Linked DNA regions of Homo sapiens: region 1 is linked to region 2. The links are chromatin contacts, found by Hi-C or POLR2A ChIA-PET in ENCODE. All regions are on one chromosome and are shown on one strand. The core of a region is the stretch at or near the end of the contact, and the rest is flanking DNA. Distances in the headings are between cores, read along the strand shown.

Evidence for each region. Hi-C counts contacts between places; a loop is a spot of excess contacts on that map. ChIA-PET counts read pairs that join two places held with the same protein, here RNA polymerase II (POLR2A). Pooled maps may share reads with other maps.
Region 1: a loop to region 2 is called in a pooled map, with 11 times the contacts of the local background. The contact joins two enhancer-like sites. A Hi-C loop is called at or near these places in 1 of 168 maps with a recorded cell type or tissue (endothelial cell of umbilical vein), 7 of 37 single-sample maps with no recorded cell type and 5 of 50 pooled maps. POLR2A ChIA-PET finds 5 or more read pairs at or near these places in 2 of 52 experiments (AG04450 and activated CD4-positive, alpha-beta T cell).

What each region holds. Positions count from the first base shown.
Region 1 is chr10:17,753,305-17,759,165 of GRCh38, reverse strand. The region is part of intron 1 of TMEM236 (transmembrane protein 236); the gene reads right to left. Among named protein-coding and RNA genes, the nearest start is that of TMEM236, 4.0 kb to the right of the region's middle. Within about 2 kb of position 2,190, at least 3 of the 41 ENCODE cell types and tissues checked have a DNase peak (open chromatin) inside an H3K27ac peak, as active enhancers do.
Region 2 is chr10:17,505,292-17,511,278 of GRCh38, reverse strand. No RefSeq gene overlaps it. Among named protein-coding and RNA genes, the nearest start is that of ST8SIA6, 54 kb to the right of the region's middle. Within about 2 kb of position 1,943, at least 3 of the 41 ENCODE cell types and tissues checked have a DNase peak (open chromatin) inside an H3K27ac peak, as active enhancers do.

The DNA.
Region 1 (5,861 bases), core at 941-3,440, 250 kb before region 2:
CTTCATTCCCCCAACCATCTCACTTGTTTATTATGAATTCTGGCAGGCATCCCTAGAATGGAGCCATAATTCCAGAAAAATCAGGAAGTGTTAATGAGAGAAGGGGAAAGTACTGGATTAAAGTTCAGCCTCCAGTACATTTTAAGCTCTCTGAAATTGTTTCCTCCCTCATAAAATGGGAATTATGTCTGCTTGGTCAACTTTACAACACTGGCATGGAGGCCTAGTGAGAACATGAAATGAAAACCATAACATAATAAAACATAAATATGACATAAAATAACACATAATACCTCTGTTAATGTAAAACATTTCTGAGATACTAATGATCTCACCATTCTGGTGTTCATTCTTCTCAAAGAATAAAAGAAACCTACAAAATTCTCCAAAATCGAGGAATATTACTCACAGGATATATTTTCCTTCAGTTTTATTGCCACTTCTACCACTTTTCAGAGTCATTCTGAAGATTTAACACGATCACATTTTTAATGAAAATAGTAAATTCAGTTTGAGGTCATAACACTTATATTCAATGAATGATTACTACAGACCAGTTGCTATGCTAGGAACTTTACACGCATGATCTTATGAAATTTCTTAAAACAGCACTCCAAGAAAGAAACTAAGTTGTCTCTGTTTTGCTCACGAAAAAATTAAGGCTCAAAGAATTCAAATAACTCACATAAGGTTTCATGGTCAATGTCAAGGCTAGGATTTGAATCCAGGCCAGTTTTCCTTTACATATATTCCTGGGGCACACCATTTACTGACTGATGACTCACTCTCTCCTGAAGACCAGCCTCACAGGGCTCATGACACCAGCCTGGACCTTCAGGGAAGCTCTCAGATAAGCCTCATCAACATCAAATCATGAATGTTCAGGGTCTATGAAATTTCACATAAACAACTATTTGACTATTCCTCAAAAATAATTCATATGCTCAATCCTTACTTTGTCTAGTAGCAATTATTTTTGCATCATCTTCATGTAGCAATCAAGACATGACACCCTATATATTACCCCATATATTATAAGAGCCAAATGCACTCTGGGTGAAATTATGTTAATGACATTAAAAGCACTGCATTTTTCTGGCTGCACCTGGTGGCTTACGCCTGTAATCCCAGCACTTTGGGAGACCAAAGTGGGCGGATCACTTGAGGTCAGGAGTTGGAGACTAGCCTGGCCAATATGGTGAAACTGTGCCTCTACTAAAAATAAAAAAATTAGCCAGGCGTGGTGGCGCACACCTGTAATCCCAGCTACTCAGGAGGCTGAGATGAGACAATAGCTTAAACCCCAGAGGTGGAGGTTGCAGTGAGCGGATATCATGCCACTGCATTCTAGCCTGGGCAACAGAGTAAGACTTCATCTCAAAAAACACAAAACAAAACAAATAAACAAAAAAAGCATTGCATTTTTCTTGAAACACACCTGGCATTCAAAGTCAGAAAAAATAAAGGAAAAGAAAATTGTATGAGATACAGGAAATTGTATGGAATCAGACAGACCTAGGCTCACAAATCCTAGCTCCCCCATTACATAGCTTTTTTTTTTTTTTTTGAGACAGGGTTTTGCTGTGTGACCCAGGCTAGAGTGCAGTGGCATGATCTCAACACACTGCAGCCTTGATCTCCAGGGCTCAAGTGATCGTCCCCCTTTAGCTCCCAGAGCAGCTGAGACTACAGTCACGTACCACCATGCCTGGCTAATTTTTTAATTTTTTTGTAGAGACAGGGTCTCACTACGTTGCCTAGGCTGGTCTTGAACTCCTGTGCTCAAGCGATCCTCACACCTAAGCCTCTCAAAGTCTTGGGATTACAGGCAGGAGCTACCATGCCTGGCTCCACTTGCTAGCTTTATCAGTTGACAAAGTTAATTACTTCAAGTTTCAGTTTCTTTGTCTATAAAATGAGAACTTTAGCATGTACACTTCGCTGAGTTGTTGTAAAGTTTAAACTTAACAGTACAGAAGGTGTAAAGCTCCTAGAACAGTGCTCAGTGGCTGCTTCTCTTCTATGCCAGTAAAAGATAACTATATGATAATGCTCACGAATGTGGCCAGAAGGAAACAGTTTCAGTTTCACTGAAATTACAGATAACCTGTCCACTGTCTAAACACTATTTAAAACACGTGTGGCCAGCAACACCGGCAAAACAGAAACTAAAGACTGGAAGTGTATTTCCCAAAAGAAATCACTGAGAGATGTAGTCATGACAACCCGAAACACTTTAGCACAGGGGAGGTACCTGAGCCAGATGCACAACATGAAATCTGAACAGACACCAGAGATGACTGGTATACCACATGCACTAAGGGGCAGAAACAAAAGCCTACTCTGTTCCTTAACTCTCAATTGCCCCAGGAGAATGGGACCTTGTCCTTCAAAGAGGCAGTTTGGGACAGTGGCTAGAAGTACCCATTATGGAGTCAGGTAGACCTAGGTCCAAAGTCTGCCTCTTCCACTCTGTCTAGTTCACTGACTTTGGGAGAGCTGCTGAAACTCTCTAATCGGCAATTTTCTCTAGGCAATAATAACGATAAACTCATAAAAATTCTACTTTAGGCTGGGCACAGTGGTTCATGCCCGTAATCCCAGCACTTTGGGAGGCTGAGGCGGGCAGATCACTTGAGGTCAGGAGTTCGAGACCAGCCTGGCCAACATGGGGAAAATCCATCTCTACTAAAAATACAAAAATTAGTCGGGTGTGGTCGTGCACAACTGTAATCCCCACTACTCAGGAGGCTGAGGCAAGAGAATCGTGTGAACCTGGGAGGCAGAGGTACAGGGAGCCTAGATCGCTCCTCTGCACTCCAGCCTGGGCAACAGAGCTAGACTCCATCTCAAAAAGAAAAAAAATACTTTATGAGGTGAAGTAGATATTTCTCTGTCTTTTTGTTTTTCAGAGTTGGGGGTCTCCATCTGTCACCCAGGCTAGAGTGCAGTGGCACAATCATAGATCACTGCAGGCTCAAACTCCTGGGCTCAAGCCAACCTCTTGAATAGCTGGGACTACAGGCGTGCACCACCACATCCTGCTGATTTTGTAATGTTTTGTAGAGACGAGGTCTCACTATGTTGCCCAGGCTGATCTCTAACTCTGGGCTTCAATCAATCCTCCCACCTTGGCCTCCCAAAGTGTTGGGATTAAAGGTGTAAGCCACTGTGCCTGGCCTATGAAGTACGTGTTTCTGTACCACCTCATATCAGTACTTACATGGCACATAATCAGTGATCTATAAAGAATCAATTATAGCCTAATAATAATAACAGTAAGTTATATGGGAAGGTTTGCTGCCTAAATGACATTCAGAATCTAGAGTCTTAGGGATTTGAGTCAATGTGAAAACAAAAAACCAAAATACAAAAAAACCCAAGAGCTTCTTCCTGGGCTGTGGTGGGCCAGTTTCCCATTGGTTTATTCCTGTTGTCATTTGAACCTTCCACCATTCCCTCAAAATTCCAACCCAGCCAGGAATCTTGGACAGTCAAAGCCACCCCTACAGGGTGTGAGAGGTGGAGGGTCAAGCCCAGCTCCAAGCTACCCCTTAGGTGACCCTGGGGCTCTGGTCAAGGTTTGGAAAGCCCCTAAACCCTACTGATAAAAGCAGTGCCAACAACATAATGCTTTATTTCCAGAAACCCCTTAAGACCCCTGCTTTCGGGAAAATGAAAGTCTCCTGGCAAGGTTCGCAGAAGTAGCCACATCTGGGATCGGTACCTAAAGACAGCACCATGAACTTCACATGTCAGCTCTCCATCAGCATCCTCCCAACCTCAGCAATGGTATTTCTAGCTCTATTGCAGAGTCTATTATTTTTACATTTCTGCCCTTGCGTGGATGTGCAAATTCCCAGTGCCTCACTTTTCACATGTGTTCTATGTCATTCGCTTTCAAAATAAAACATCGGCCGGGAGCAGTGGCTTATGCCTATAATCCCAGCACTTTGGGAGGCCGAGGCAGGCAGATCACCTGAGGTCAGGAATTCAAGACCAGCATGGCCAACATGAAGAAACCCTGTCTCTATTAAAAATACAAAAAAAAAAAAAAACATTAGCCGGGAGTGGTGGCAGGACCCTGTAATCCCAGCAACTCAGGAGGCTGAGGCAGGATAATTGCTTGAACCCAGGAGGCGGAAGTTGCAGTGAGCTGAGATCGTGCCACTGCACTCCAGCCTGGACAATAAGAGTGAAACTCTGTCTCAAATAAATAAATAAATAAATAAATAAATAAAACATCAGTATGAAAGAAAAATTAGCTTATATTAACTTATTAAAGAAAAGAGAGAAGTCCAAGATGAGTAAGAATCAGATCTGAAGATCTAAAAGGAAAAATACATTAATATCAGAGACTATTTGTTCTCAATACCCTTATGTGGATCAGTATACCCATTAGCTAAACTGCTAGTTAAATTAACATTAAATCCTGATTTATTTAAAATATCTCTGTATTGTTATTGAAGTACTTTCCTCCCCTACAAGGGTAACAGAATTTACCAACACAGTAAATTATTTATTTTTAAAGTCTAAGTAGGCCAGCTTTGGCAGCTCACGCCTGTAATCTCAGCACTTTGGGAGGCCAAGACGGGTGGATTGTTTGAGCCCAGGAGTTTGGAACCAGCCTGAGCAATGTGGCAAAACCTCATCTTTATAAAAAACACAAAAAAAGTAGCCGGGTGTGGTGGTGTGCACCTGTAGTCCCAGCTACTCAGGAGGTCGAGGTAGGAGGATCACCTGAGCCCCCTGGGGAGGTTGAGGCTGCTGTGAGCAATGATCACGCCACTGCACTCCAACCTGGGCAACAGAGCCACACCCAGTCTCAAAATAAAAAATAAGTAAATAAAAAGTCTAAAGGAACCAGTTGTTTTAAAAGTCGTAGTTAATGGTCAAAGTATGACGTAAGCCTGCAAAATGCAATGTAAATAATTAAAAATAGACATTACTTTCAGTTTTACGCAAAATTAAAATTCTACATTACCATCTTCTGATTATGAGTTGTGTAAGCTCACTCCGATAAGTTTATGTAATTTAGTGTCCAGGAGAATTAAGTCCAACATTTACTACTTAGAATAGCATGAACTGGCACAAACTCCAGTCTTACTAACCCATCTCATGTGTTATTATCACTCAGTATAAATGACTGTAGAAAAATTAAGGAAGATACCATAATATCCATACATTCACAGAAGCAGTAATTGTAGCCTCCCATTAATGTCACATTCTATCCTTACGCTCTGCTCACATCCTTACCCACAGTATGTTAGAACATATCTTTCAGGAATACTTATACACTGTTAGTGGGAGTCTAAATTAGTTTAACCATTGTGGAAGACAGTGTGGTGATTCCTCAAAGACCTAAAGACAGAAATACCATTCGACTCAGCAATTTCAATACTGGGTATATACCCAAAGGAATATAAATCATTCTATTATACAGACACATGCACCCGTATGTTCGTTGCAGTACTATTCACAATGGCAAAGACAGGAAACCAACCTAAATGCCCATCAGTGATAGAATGGATAAAGAAAATGTGGCATATATACTTTATCGAATGCTATGCAATCATGAAAAAGAACAAGATCATGTCCTTTGCAGGGACATGGATGGAGCTGGAGGCCATTACTTTTAGCAAACTAACGCAGGAACAGAAAACCAAATCCCACATGTTCTCATTTATAAGTGGGAGCTAAATGATGAGAACACATGCACACACAGAGGGGAACAACACACACCGGGGCCTTCCAGAGGGTGAACGGTGGGAGGGAGAGGATCAGGAAAAACAACTAATAGGTACTAGGCTTAATACCTGGGTGATGAAATAATCTGTACGACAAATCCCCATGACACAAGT
Region 2 (5,987 bases), core at 694-3,193:
AGCACAGAAAGGTAAAGTACGTGGAGAAGCAAGAGACTGAGGTTCTTGTCTTCTCTCCACCATTTAGTGGCCACGCAATCTGGATAAGTCACTTAACCTTACTGGATAAAAAATGCCTTCGCTACCGAAGATGGGAACTGGACCAAATAATCCCTTAGGCTCACTGCAAAACAGCAATACTTCTATCCAGCTGCTAAAATTTTGTACGATGTCTCTGGGCAGGATTATTGTCTTTTAACATTCCCTTCTTTTTTCAAATATTATACAATGATAATTTATTGCTAGTTAAAATTATTTAACCAAGAATTTGCACTATTAGTACTTCTTTTTTTCCCCAGCTAAAGAATTGCTGAAATGTTGGCATTACAAATTTAAGAATTTTTGCTAACATAACTCTGCTTTCCATATGTTATTTCAAAAATGGGCTGGGCATAGTGGCTCATACCTGCAATCCTGGCACTTTGGGAGTCTGAGGCAGGAGGATCGCTTGAGCCTGGGAGGTCGAGACCAGCCTGGACAACATAGCAAGACCCCATCTCTACAAAAAAAAAATCAGATGGGCATGTTGGCACGTGCCTGTGGTCCCAGCTACACAGGAGGCTGAAGCAGGAGGATTGATTGGGCCCAGGAAATCAAGGCTGCAGTGAGCTGTATTTGTGACACTGCACTCCAGCCTGGATGACACAGTGAGACCCTGTCTCAAAAAAAATTTTTTTAATGTAGTAAAATGTGTAGAATTAATGATCTTGATCCTAAATCATTAGCAACACTGTCAACTTGAAGCACTAGAACAGAAAAGAGAAGCTGTTCTCTGGTATCACAAAGGCCACCAAAACTCTTGTTTGCGGTTAGTGCTGTGAGAGGTTCAACTTTAGAGTCCCAAGTTCCTTGTGGGTTGTGAGACCACAGGCCAGTTTTTTAGTATCTCTTTTTTGCTACCTGTAAAAGGAGAGTTGCTTTATGAATTAAATAACTGCAAAGCTTTATAGATAGCGTCACACTGTAAAGGGTAGATATTTACCAGCATTTTATAAATTAATTGTGCTAACAGAAGGAAATTCTTTTCCAATATTTTTTTCTCTGATTAAAAATATTTTTATTTGTCATATCATAGTCTCTGGCTACAGATTGCCAAATACAAGCTGTTATTTTATTTGCAATAATTTTCATTATCTTAAATTCAAATCTCGATATAATGTGATACATTTGCTATGTTTTGATTCTTTAAAACAGGATGTTTTTATTAGAATAGTCGTACTCTAGCCACAGTAAGAATGAAAAAATTGAAAGACTCAAAAACAAGTCATCATTACTTTGTTTATTTTCATCCAAGTATAATACGTACTTGAATATCATCTCTAAAATACCATTTCTACCAAATGAATTTGTTCACTAGTGTGGAAATATAGAAGGGAAAATAAAATTAAGGAAACTTTTAAGGAATTATTAGAAGTTAGACGTGTGTTTTTGACAACAAAGCAGTGGAAATGCCTCAACACTGTGAACAATTTAATAGGGTAATATTTTAAAATCTATACTTTAATAAATATCAATTATATACACAATTAAGTTGGTTTTTCAAGAACCTGATCTAGACACAAAAACAAGGATGTGCAAATCCCAATTTAAATTTTTTTATTTCATTACATACAGAATATTTTACTAAAGTTGCTTAATATACAATCTCTCTCTTGTCGCTTTGAAGACCTTTGTCATGAAAACAATAATTCATTTGCCTGATATTTTGCAATAACATTCTTCTCAGTTATTATATTTAGTCTCATTACTGAATAAAATTTGTGTTCTCATGAAACAGTTTTCAGTGTCTTAGCAGTTTCTGGGGAACTCTGATGCATTAATCAGCTTGTCACTTGACTAGCCCATAGAGTGGTGTGCCATGCAGAAGTGAGAAGATGTGGCTTTCTCACTGCAAAGCTTCCCATCCATTAGACTTGTGTGTATCTTTTCTGTCAGGAAATGTTCTGCAGTTTTGAGATAAGATTGCTTCATGTCTGACTGCTTAGTTGGCAATGATCACAGCTTGTGAGTTCGGTTTCACCAAAAATGTCCGTGGACCTCACCTGTAAACTTTAATCCATGCACTTTTTTTTTCTTTGAGGTGTAGTCTTGCTCTGTTGCCCAGGCTGGAGTGCAGTGGCACGATCTCAGCTCACTGCAACCTCTGCCTCCTGGGTTCAAGCAATTCTCTGCCTTAGCCTCCCGAGTAGCTGGGATTACAGGTGCCTGCCACCATGCCGGGCTAATTTTTTGTATTTTTAGTAGAGATGGGGTTTCACCAGCTTGGCCAGGCTGGTCTTGAACTCCTGACCTTGTGATCCACCCCCTTGGCCTCCCAAAGTGCTGGGATTACAGGTGTGAGCCACCACACCCAGCCTATTCCATGTACTTCTTACTTTGCCTTCCCTGGGAAATCAGTTTCCTGGAATATACCAAGGGGCACATTCTACTCCTTTTGCAGCATTCCCAGAAAACCATCGGCGTCCATGCATATGTATACATGTTTGCATATGCATGAACATAGTCATTCATTCTGGCTTCCTTTTCGAGTGGCTTGCGTCATTCTGCCGTGTATTTCCAGAGATTTCCCAGAGATTCCCCAGCGCCCCTCTGATGACTGGCTTATTAGCTTTGCTTGCCTTCATGTCTCTGTATCAATTTCCCCCGTCACCTATCTGTATTCCTTGCACCTTTCAAAAGACTGCCATTTTAGTCCCTTCCCCCAAACCCTGCAAACAGGAATGAGCTATTGTTTCTGTGTTGTATCGTTCAGCTTTCTGGGATTCTGCCATACGGTCTAAGTTTGGAAGTGTTCAGAAAACCCTTCAACTCAATCCCAGTTTGTCTGCTCTTTCTTCATCGTGTCAGAACTGGCAATGGCGTTCTGGTGGCTTGGATGGATACCGCTTTACTGCCTGATATAGTTTGGCTGTGTCCCCACCAAAATCTCATCTTGAATTGTAGCTCCAATAATTCCCATGTGTTGTGGGAGGGACCTGGTGGGAGGTGAATTACAGGGATGGTTTCCCCCATACTGTTCTTGTGGTAGTGAATAAGGCTCCCAAGATCTGATGGTTTTATAAGGGAAACCTCTTTCACTTGGTTCTCGTTTTTCTCTCGTCTGCCACCATGTAAGAGATGCCTTTCGCGTTCCGCCATGATTGTGAGGCCTCCCCGACCAGGTGGAACTGTGAGTCAATTAAACCTCTTTTTCTTTATAAATTATCCGGTCTTGCATATGTCTTTATCAGCAGCATGAAAATGGACTAATAAACTGCACATCTTTCAGGAAGCCACTGACTTACCCAGAAGTTTGTCCACACATCTGGTCTACTCACCAATCAAGGCACATATGTTGTCAAACTAGCTCTTCATTGTCACTGGGGACAGAGAACCTATTTCAATTCTCCATCTATTATTAAAGACTGTTATTTCTCATAATTCGCTGGGCTCAGTTGAGATGTTCTTCTGCTCCAGTGAGTGCGTGCTATGGTCACTCCTGTAGCTGCATTTAGTTTCTGCTGAGGCAGCAACATTCAAGTTGAGGTTGGTCGTTCACACATCTGGTACCTCAGCTGGGTGATGGGACTGGCTCGGCCTCTGTTTCTTTTCTTTTTAAATTTTTTTTTTTTTTTCAGAGAGAGGGGTCTGCTCTGTGGCCCAGGCTGGGGTGCAGTGGTGCAGTCATAGCTCACTGCAGCCTTGAACTCCTGGGCTCAAGTGATCCTCCTGCCTCAGTCTCTCAAGTAGCTGGGACTACAAGCACACACCACCATGTCCAGCTAATGTTTTATTTTCTATAGAGATTGGGTTTTGCTGGCCTGGAACTCCTGGCCTCAAGCGATTCTCCTGCCTTGACCTCCCAAAGCACTGGAATTACAGGCATAGACCACTGTCTCCATGTGGTTTCTCACCATGTTATAGTCTAGCCTATAATAAATGGCTTCCAAGAAAGCGAAAGTGGAAGCTACAAGTTCTTTTAAGGCCTTGGCTTAGAAGTCTAGGTGAAGTGATGTCCCATCACTTCCATTATGTTCTCTTGGTCAAAGCAAGATACAGCATAGCCCAGATTCAAGGGGGAGAGAGATAGATTGATGAATCTTGATGAAAGGAGTGGCTTGCACATTCAGGGACTGTGGCAATTATTGGCAACCATCTTTGGAAATGATCTACCATTGCACCTAATCACCCTCACTGGTGGTCAAAACATCTTGTTTCTTCTCCTTTCCTAATTACTTTGACTACTCTGGCCAGAGATTTACTTCCCATTTTCACTGGGTCTTCAATCTACAAAAGCTAGTCCTCTCTTGATAATATGCCTCTTTTATACATATTCGACAGGGCATAGCAGTACCAGTGGGTATGCAGCAGAGATATCACTTATATAACAGCATTGGTAGTACCTTTGGTAATTATTTAAATAGTTCCTTTTGTGCTTAAATCTAATTAATTATTTAAAACAAAACAAAACAAAACAAAAAAACTGTAGACTTCTCAAGATGAATCTGTTTACATAGTCTTTACGAGAACCTGGAAACTTTGCTGTAGCTATTCAACTGTTCCTGTCATATAATCCTCTTCGCGTCATTTTATAAGAGGCACACATAACAGGAAGTTCGAGCTGACTACTTGCAAAATTAGCCTCCTTTTCCTAGAATTTTAATGGGTGTGAGATCTAAGAAATTTATAGTTGCTCTTCTGGAGCTGCTGCTTGAAGCAACTAGTTGGCTTTGTCCTTGGGGAAACCTGTCGAGCCTTTCTGTCTCATTATCTCTCAGAGTTTTCTCCTAATGGAATAGGACGATGGACCTTAATGGTTTATCCTTCTTTCCCCATCCCCTCTCCTCAGAGAGTGCTTCTTGAATTAAAAACAGGTAGGAGATCAGTCTTCATGTAGAAGTGTTTCTTCCTTTTTTATCTTTTTTATTCTCCTCCTTTTTTTTTTTTTTGAGACAGAGTCTCACTCTGCTGCCCAGGCTGCAGCGCAATGGCATGATTTCAGCTCACTGAAACCTCTGCATCCTGGGTTCAAGCAATTCTTATGTCTCAGCTTCCCGAGTAGCTGGGATTACAGGCATTCGCCACCATGCCCGGCAAATATTTTTTTTTCTGTATTTCTTAGGAGAGACGGGGTTTTGCCATGTTGGCCAGGCTGATCTCAAGCTCCTGACCTCAGGTGATCCACCCATCTTGGCCTCCCAAAGTGCTGAGCCACTGTATCCGGCCTATTCCCCTGCCTTTTGTTATTATTTTAGTTCTAGGGAAAATATTTTCCCTAGCACCAAAATAATTTTGGGTCAGTATTGCAGAGATAAATTTTAAAGCCATGTTTTATATATCTTTAGTATGAAAAGAAATTATTTACTATTTGCCCTTTTCTCAGTAGGAATATCATTATTCAGATGACAGAAAGGTATGGCCTTTCACCTCATTTTACAGATATTTTGAAACCTCTTTTTGCTTCTCTAAAGGAGAAGTTCAAGGAGCAAAGGAATTTGCTTATTTAATTTGTTTTTTTATAGCTATGGAATAGAACCATTTAAAGAACAGCGGCCAGGCATGGTGGCTCACACCTATAATCCCAGCACTTTGGGAGGTCGAGGCAGGAGAATCACTTGAGCCCAGGAGTTTGAGACTACAGTGAGCTATGACTGCAGCCACTGCACTCCAGCCTGAATGACACAGTGAGACCCTGTCTCTGAAATAATAAATACATAAATAACAGGGAAGCTTTTCATCCTCACGTTACTATTGTTTGATTCCACATGACTTGCTTGGCCAGAATAAACCTAGTCTCATTCAACAGGTAAGGCAGATGCCAGGAAATGTCTATGTAAAGGCAGATGTTCTGAAGGGATACCATTGGCCAAGTGGGCAAGCATTAATTAGGGGGTCTGGTGAAAGTATTAGAGTGCTCTGAAACACTGGTCTGGCTTGGTGATGGAGATTGCTGGCACAAGTAATTTATG